2 separate regions of the Homo sapiens genome follow, and region 2 is linked to region 1. A link is an interaction called in ENCODE POLR2A ChIA-PET data of the cell type or tissue named here. Cell type or tissue: PC-9. All regions are shown on one strand. Each heading gives the region's core, and the rest is flanking DNA. Links, peaks and the distances in the headings are about the cores only.

What was found. ChIA-PET counts read pairs that join two places held together with the same protein. Peaks named below come from ENCODE experiments on the same cell type or tissue, not always from the same donor. Only the 100,000 strongest peaks of a DNase experiment are listed, where the experiment ranks them.
Region 2: POLR2A ChIA-PET joins it to region 1 with 5 read pairs; 1 of 35 experiments calls an interaction of 5 or more read pairs at or near these places.

Annotation. Positions count from the first base shown.
Region 1 is chrX:17,700,229-17,704,867 of GRCh38, forward strand. All of the region lies in intron 3 of NHS (NHS actin remodeling regulator), which reads left to right. Among named protein-coding and RNA genes, the nearest start is that of SCML1, 35 kb to the right of the region's middle. In PC-9, for the core only: no CTCF peak of the experiment used is centred there; DNase peaks (open chromatin) are centred at 933, 1,453, 2,563 and 3,153; H3K27ac peaks cover 3,263 bases.
Region 2 is chrX:17,348,210-17,352,848 of GRCh38, forward strand. No RefSeq gene overlaps it. Among named protein-coding and RNA genes, the nearest start is that of NHS, 25 kb to the right of the region's middle. In PC-9, for the core only: no CTCF peak of the experiment used is centred there; no DNase peak of the experiment used is centred there; H3K4me3 peaks cover 364 bases.

The DNA.
Region 1 (4,639 bases), core at 161-4,160:
GCCCAGGAGTTTGAGACCAGCCTGGGTAACATGGTGAAACCCCGTCTCTACAAAAAAATACAAAAATTAGCTGGGCCTGATGGTGCATGCCTGTAGTCCCAGCTACTCAGGAGGCTGAGGTGGGAGGATCACTTGAGCTTGGGGAGGTTGAGGCTGCAGTGAGCTGTGATCACACCACTGCACTCCAGCCTGGGTGACAGAGGAGACTGTCTCAAAAAAAAAAAAAGAAAAGAAAAAAAAGAAATGCAAACAACACTGAAATTCCACATATTACCTATGAGACTGGCAAAAATTAAACAATGTAACAATGTATTCTGTTAGTGAAACTGGAGAAACAAGCACTCTCATACATTGCTGGTGGAAATTCAAACGTGGTCCAACCTAACTGAGGGCAATTTGGCAATATCTAACCAAACTACATACGCACTTACCTTTTGCTTCTGCAATTCTACTACAGATACACCTCCAGTAATAGAAAAAGGTTATTTTTTTCAGCATTGCTAACAATTACAAGATGTTGGAAACAACCCAAATACCTATACATAGAAGAGTGATGGAGTAAAAGAAGCAGGAAGACCTTTATGAACTGATAAGGAGTGATTTCTAAGGCATACTCTTAACTGAAAAAGGCAAAGCCCAAAAAAGTGCCTACAGTATGCTACCCTTCATGTTAGAAAGAAGGGTATATAGTCATATAGCACATAATAATGTTTCTGTCAACAACAGACTGCATATAGTCTGCTGGGCCCATAAAATTATAATGTCATATTTTTGCTGTACCTTTTCTATGTTTACCTGTGTTTAGATATACAAATACTTCACATTGTTTTACAATTACCTACTGTATTCAGTACAGTAACATGCCACACAGATTTGTAGCCTAGGAGCAATAGGCTCTACCATATAGCCTAGGTATGTAGTAGGCTGTACCTTCTAGGTTTGTGTAAATACACTCTAAGATGTTTGCACAAGAAAATTGCCTGAGGACGTATTTCTCAGAATGTATCCCAGTCATAAGTGATCTATAACTATATAAGAAAATATACAAGTAGCCACTTATTTGCATAAAAGAAAGAGTCCATTCTGCTGTGACACAACATATGCATCCCTAAAAATCTCCACACTGTACAAAATTGCACAATAAAAAACAAAGGGCTTATGGAGAAAATGGGAGTTAGGGGCACAACATTCAAAAATTTCTTCCAATGACAACACACACAGACACACACACACACAAATAGGAACCTAATAAAATACAATAGCACAGTTATACACATTGTGAATGGTTAAAAAATACACAAATACTGCAATAAATTGGCACTTCACCCAGAAAAAGTCCTGGGGGTGCCTAGGGATTGGGCAACAGAAGGGCCACAGCTTGTGAGTTACTGGGAAGGACTGGAAGGAAGGTTACCTGAAACCGGAGGGAAGGTCATAACACCAGGTGTGGGCAGGTGTGGCTCCTAATATGTGGAGTGAACTGAGGTGGCTGGTAGATATTTGATATGTGTGTGTGTTATGTACTCTTATGCAGCTCAGTTCAGCTGTGTGCAGTTGCTGTGTTCATCTAGAGAGTCTCAGGTTATGCTCAAATGTGAATACCTAAGATATCTTAGGTATTCAAGTGATACCTAAGGTATCAATCACATTGGAACAATCAATCACATTGGAACAAATTTGAATCAATATCAGTCACATTGATATCGATCACAGTGGAACAAACTTGAATTTTCAAAACATGCGTTATAATGAAATTGACTGTACAGGAAGGAAAAACCAGAAATAAATGAGATGGATTTCCCTACGGGGGATGAGTGGGAGTGGGGTAGAAAGAATGGGAGGATGGGATGGTGGTGGCAGGTTCAAGGGGGATGGCATTTCTCTGAGTATATTTTTTGGGTTATAGCTCAGGTAATGTTTTATATATCCCCCCATAAATAAATAATTATCATCAACCAGGATGTGAGGAGAACCCCAAATGGAAAACAAACAGCACCAAATAAACCTAACTACATTACAAATGAATAACAACCACCCTGAAAGAGGTGGGGAAGAAAATAGCTAACCTTTAATAACTTTGGAAAGCAGTATTTTTGTTTCATTTTAACCACAAATATTTATTGATAGATTAATGAGTATAATTTTAAATGGAACAGTAAGGCATAACTGTGGATTAAAACACCTTGCTTCATGCCTGTAATCCCAGCACTTTAGGAGGCCAAGGCAGGCGGATCACTTGAGGTCAGGAGTTTGTTCGAGACCAGCCTGGCCAACACGGTGAAACCCCATCGCTATGAAAAATACAAAATTAGCCAGGTGTGGTGGCAGGTGCCCATTAATCCCAGCTACTTAGGAGGCTGAGGCAGGAGAATCGCTGGAACCTGGGAAGCAGAGGTTGCAGTGAGCCGAGATTGCACCACTGCACTCCAGCCTAGGTGACAGAGTGAGACTGTCTCAAAACGAAAACAAAAACATCTTGCTATACAACCAAAAGGGGAAAGTCATACACTTAGGAATTTTAAATATGCAAGTCAAAGAGCCTTTGAGGTACCCCACAGATGACTATCAGATAATTCTTCCCTTTTATACAATTCCTATATTACATCACTTGATCACAAAGTTAAAATTTTACTTTAAAAGGAATCCCTCATTCATTCACACTTGAGTCATCCCACCTGGCCACTCCCCTGCTTCCCACCCCTTCCCCATCCCTTTAAGGTGGTATTCTTTAGCCATTCCCTTCCTGAATAATTGTGTGGGTCAGGCACGGTGGCTCATACCTGTAATCCCAACACTTTGAGAGGCTGAGGCTGGTGGATCACTTGAGCTCAGGAGTTTGAGACCAGCCTGGGCAACATTGTGAGACCTCTGTCTATAAGAAAAATAAAAAAAGAAAGAAAGAAAGGAAAGAAAAGAAAAAATAGTCAGGCATAGTGGCGCACACCTGTAGTCCCAGCTACTCGGGAGGCTGAGGTGGAAGGATCACTTGAGCCCAGGAGGCAAAGGCTGCAGTGAGCTGAGATCCTGCCACTGCACTCCAGCCTGGGTGATAGAGCAAAACTGTGTCTCAAAAACATAATAAAAAGAAGAATTGTGTGTCCGTTTTCCTTCTTAAGCAAGGAAGCAAGCAAACAAGTAAGCAATGAGTCAGAGAAAGTCCACCAAGGGCAGATTTATGAATGAAGAGACTTACACAGACAGATGTTAGGATGACAGCAACCTGATTACTTGATTCAGTGAAGTCTAAACTAAGCTGACTCTAGCAAAGAAGCTGCACTGGCTTGCTCAGAGGCCTATCATTCCACCTCAGATTGGCCACAAATGCGAGACTCCATGTTTCTAAGGGATTAACAGTGGTCTACATGAGAAGCCAGGAAGCCAATATAACCAGGCAGCTGATGCTACAATACATTTGATGCTTTAGATCTCCATTAGGAGCTGACTATAGCTTCCAGCATAATCATTTGCCACATGTAAAATCCTTCAAGATACTGAGGACAATCTTTAAATCTCAGATAGGATCAATTAGGAATTTCCTTAACAGTAATCTATTTGAAAATGTGAAGTGGAAAGCATTCCAGTGCACATAACATTGAGGCATAAACCATGCTGCAGAGGTGTGAATGCAGGAGGCTCAATAGAGTGCCCAGCCTCCTTGTTCAAAAAGCCATGAGAAAGCCCCCAGGCATATTGTCAGAGCAGCCATTGTGGTGGCAATGGTGTCCCCAAACTAAGCAAATCAGCAGGCATATGGCTATTTTCTGAAGAACCAACACTGCACTAACAAGAGTAGCCATGTAGATATGTGTGTGGAGAATCACAGGCCAGAGAGAGAGAATGACCTGGGCAAGCCACCTAGAACACTTGGTTGTACACCTCGTGCCTTTCAAGAAGAGCATCTCCACTAGGTGCAGTGGCACGTGCCTGCAGTCCCAGCTACTTGGGAGGCTGATGCAGGAGGATCGCTTGAGCCCAGGAGTTGGAGGCTGCAGTGAGCCATGATGGCACCATTGCACTCCAGCCTGGGTGACAGAGTGAGACTCTATCTCTAAAAAAAATTTAAAAATTAAAAAAAAATTTTTTTTTGAGATGGAGTCTCACTCTGTCACCCAGGCTGGATGGAGTGCAGTGGTGCGATCTCAACTTACTGCAAGCTCTGCCTCCCGGGTTCATGCCATTCTCCTGCCTCAGCCTCCCGAGTAGCTGGGATTACAGTTACGCGCCACCACGCCTGGCTAATTTTTTGTATTTTTAGTAGATGGGGTTTCACCATTTTAACCAGGCTGGTCTCAATCTCCTGACCTCGTGATCCACCCGCCTCAGCCTCCCAAAATGCTGGGATTACAGGCGTGAGCCGCCACGCCCGGCCAAAATTTTTTAAAAGAAAAGCATCTCCATCAAGCAGACCTTTGATGACTGACTGGGCAGAATGGAGGGGACTAAGAGATGGTCACATTCTTCTGAGAGAAGTGTTGGTTCCTGAAAAGCTCCCAGAGAGACAACATCCCAGAGGCCCATTTATGAGTGAACGTAAATAAAAACTTCCAGACCACAGAACTTTCTTGCCAAGTCAGAAATATATTCAATAGGCACAGCTTGGGGTGCCACGTGGAACAGAGGGAATTTGGGGGGTTAATAA
Region 2 (4,639 bases), core at 363-4,362, 350 kb before region 1:
CCGTTGGAAAAGCGCAGTATTCGGGTGGGAGTGACCCAATTTTCCAGGTGCCGTCCATCACCCCTTTCTTTGACTAGGAAAGGGAACTCCCTGACCCCTTGCGCTTCCCGAGTGAGGCAATGCCTCGCCCTGCTTCGGCTCGCGCACGGTGCGTGCACCCACTGACCTGCGCCCACTGTCTGGCACTCCCTAGTGAGATGAACCTGGTACCTTAGATGGAAATGCAGAAATCACCGGTCTTCTGCGTCGCTCACGCTGGGAGCTATAGACCAGAGCTGTTCCTATTCGGCCATCTTGGCTCTTTGCTAAAATCTTAAATCATGAATAGAAGCTGTACAAATAAAGTTTATATTGGCATCAACTGAAATGAGCATATGATTTCCACCCTTTTGTTGGTTATTGTAACAAATTGCATTGATTTATTTGCTAATGTTCAAGCAGCCTTGCATTCCTAGGATAATGCCAACTTTGTTATTAGTTCTGTATTTTGTTAATATTTCATTAAGGATTTTTACATCCACCCCATTCTGTCCTTGTGTTTTGCTGCCTAGGTTATACCAGGATTAGATAATAAGTTGGGGTTTCCTCCCTTTTCTATTATCTGGAGAAGTTTAAGATTAAGAGCTACGGCCAGGTGCGGTGGCTCATGCCTGTAATCCCAGCACTTTGGGAGGCGGAGGTGGGTGGATCACAAGGTCAAGAGATCAAGACCATCCTGGCCAACGTGGTGAAACCCCGTCTCTACTAAAAATACAAAAATTAGCTGGGTGTGGTGGCTTGTGCCTGTAGTCCCAGATACTTGGGAGGCTGAGGCAGGAGAATTGCTTGAACTCAGGTGGCAGAGGTTGCAGTGAGCCGAGATCATGCCATTGCACTCCAGCCTGGTGACAGAGCAAGACTCCATCAAAAAAAAAAAAAAAAAAAAAAAAGATTAAGAGCTACTTCTTTCTTAATTGTTTGGTTGAACTAATCAATAAAGCCATGTACATCTGGGATTTTCTTTATTGGAAGGTTTTTATGCATTAAATTCATTTTGTGCTCTTCTCCACCAAGCTTTTCTATTCTTTATCATGTAATTTTGATAAGTTGTCTTTATATAGGGATTGTCAATTTTATCTAAATTTTCTTTTGAGTAATATAAAATATTTATAATGTCAACTTATCATTTTAGTATCTATATGAGTTTTTCAGTCCTGACTTTGATAATTTATCTGTCTCTTATTTTTCAAGATTAGACTAACCAGAAGTTTATCAATTTTATTAGCCTTTTAAATAAAATCAAGTTTTGGCTTTGTTAATCCTCTGTAATATATATTTGTTTTCTATTTCAATATTTTTCTTTTTTATTATTTTTGTCTACTTTCATTGGATTTATCTTGCTATTCTTTTTCTAACATACTAAAGTGAATATTTAGCTCATTAATATTAATGTTGTTTTATGCATTTTAAGGCTATACAATCCCCTCTAAGCACTACATTTGTTGCATCTCTCATGTTTTGATATGTAATATTTTTTTCATACAGTTCAAAATAATTTCTACCAGAGTAAAAAGTTATTTGAGAACAGGATGTTCACATCATCTCCAACTATCACACTACAGATTACTTATTAATTACAAAGTGAGAAAAGTACCTTGTGGCTCCTTGATATTTCACCTAACCTAGTGATCAAACTTGGCATCATCAAAAATGGGATAAACAAATTCTATGTCTCCTGATGTGAGGCAGTGGGAAGCATACAGCATTAACTATGTAGTTTTCTCACCAAAAATGTTTAAGCTAAACCTGATAATGAGGAAACAATCAGACATGGGGTATTCTATAAGAAAATCAGCATGGACTCTTCAAAAATGTTGATGTCATGAGAGACCATAAAATAAAACAAAGAAAAGAGGATTATTCTAGATGAAAGGAGCTAAAGAGCCATAACAACAGAAAATAATGCATGATCTTTAATTGGTCCTGAATACAAAAACAAACAAACACAGCTATAAATAATATTATTGGAACAATTGAAGAAATTTGAAAATATTCTGCAGTAAATAGTATTATAGCAATTCTAATTTTCTTGGGGCAGTAAGGATATTGTGGTTATATAGGGGAGCATCTTTATTTTTATAGAATATATAGTAAAGTAACATGGTGTCTGCAATTTTTTTAAACAGGCCATACACACACATATAGAAAGAAAGAAAAATAGTGTGGCAAAATGCTAACAACTCATGATTCTAAGTGAAGTGTATTCAAGTGTTTTTGTATTACTTCAAATTCTCTATGATTTTGAAATTTTTCAAAATAAGAAGTTGGGAAAATATTTTGTAAATTTTAGTGTAATTTCTTTTTTGAACCCATGAGTTACTTAGAAGGGAATCTCAATCTTTACAGATTTCTGATCACTTTTTGTTATTTATTTTTAAAATATTTTCCTTTCAATCTGAGAACATATTTTTCAAGACTTTAATTTTTTGAAATTGGTTGAAACTTGTTTTGTGGCCCAGTATATAGTCAATTTTTGTAAATGTTCAATGTGTACTAGGAAATAAAAGTGTATTTTGCAGGTGTTGGATGGAGTATTCTATAGATGCCCATTAGATCAAATTTGTTAGCTATTTTGTTCAGTTCTGTATTTTTACTGATTCTTGTCTGGTAACTGTCAGTTATTGGGAGAGGGATGTTATAATTTCTCACTATGATTGTGGAAATTACCTATTTCTCCTTGTGGTGTTGTTAATTTTGCTGTATGTATTTTGAAGCCATGCAATTTGCATATCAACTTAAAAGTTATTATATCATCCTGGTAAATTTTATCTGTATTATTACAAGGAATGTTGACTTTAAAGTCCATTTAGTCTGATATGGATGAAGCTATGCCTGAATTCTTTTTGTTTGTGTTTGGATGGTATATATCTTACCATCATTTTACTTTCAATTGTTCCATTTTCTTTTGTTTCTGATGATTTCTTATAAGCAGCATTTAGTTGGATTTTTTGTTTTTAATCTATTTATTTCAACCTATCTATATCTAAGTATATTTAAATAAAATTTCTAAATCCAAAAGATATTACTGTTTTATACAAAGTTCATTTACATGTAGCCACATATTTATCATTTTCATAGTTCTCTTTTTCTGCCTTTTTAACATTTGATCTTGTTTCATTTTCTTTTTTCCTTCTGCCTAAAGAGCTTCATTTAATGCTTTTTAGCATTCTTTAGCATTGATTTGCTCATAGATAACTCTCAATTTTTGCCTGAAATAATATTTATTTTGCATGTTTTATTGAAGAATATTCTCACCAGATATGGAATTCTAAGTTGTCAGTCATTTATTTTCAGTACATTGGATATATTAATCATCTGTTTTCTGCTTTCTACTCTTGTTGTTGAAAAGTCAGCTGTCAGTCTCACTACTGTTTCTTTTAAAAGTATCTGTCTTTTTCTCTGATTTCCTTTAAAAGTTGGTCTTTGCCTTTAGTTTTCTGCAATTTAACTATGATCTGTCTAGGCTGGATTTTATACATAAAATCGTCTGTTTTTCTGTCTTCTCTCCTTTGGGAATTCCAATAAACATAATGTGGACCTTCTCATTCTGTCCTTTGTAATCTCACTCTTCTATAGTTTCCTCCCTTTGGTCTCCCCCTGTCTTAATCTGGATAATTTCTTGTGATCCTTCTTCCCATCCACTGATTCTCTCCTCAGCTGCTGATAAAGCTGTCAATTGAGTTGTTAATTTTGATCATTTTATTTTTCAGCTCTAAAATTTGTATTTTCTCTTTGAAGTTGGCTTTGTCATGTTTCATATTGTCTCTTTCTTGCTGAAATTTTCATGCTTGGCTTTTATGTTCTTCAATATAATAAGTGGTAATTTTACAGTTTGTATCTAACAATTCTATATATGTCACCCATCTGTTACTTTTTTCTATCATCCGCTGTTTTCAATTACCCTTAGCCATGCTATCTTGTTTCCTCATGTCCCTGGTTATATTTTATTGTGTGCTGGATATTGTATATAAAAGATTATTTGTATCAATTATTTGTTACCTAGGATGATGCTACTTTCTTCTGGAAAAGATTTGCTTTTGCTTTTGCTGGATCCTGGAGGTGAGAGCAGTCTAGTATCACCTTTACTCAAAGTCAAAGGTTGGGATTTTTAGAGCCCCCGGATGATGGCAAAACCAAGCAGCAAATCCTGTAAAGGCTCATTTACTTCCTTTTCATTCTTCCTCAAAGGGTGCAGACTTCAAGATCTCAGTGAAAAGAGAGGTGCTTTACCTGGGTTCCCACATTTTGTGGGCCAGATTTTAACTTTTATCCTCTAGTCCCATGAAGCTGTCGAAAGTGCATCTCAGTGGTCTCCCTTCCAAATCAGAAAAAGCCCCTAGGACAGAAGTTGCTCTGAGAGCTTTTCTTAACTTTTAAGGTTACTGTCCTTTTCTGGATCTTAGTCTGATTGTTGCTCACCATCTCATAGCTCCTAGATGATTTTTAAGATGTTTCATATATTTTGTGCAGGTGAGTAATGTAATTGTCTCTCTGCTCCAAACCCATCTGTTATAGACTGAGTTGTGTCCAAGCCCCCTCCACCCTCCACCCGCACAACCACACACACACAAATTCCCATGTTGAAGCCTTAGCCCCCAAT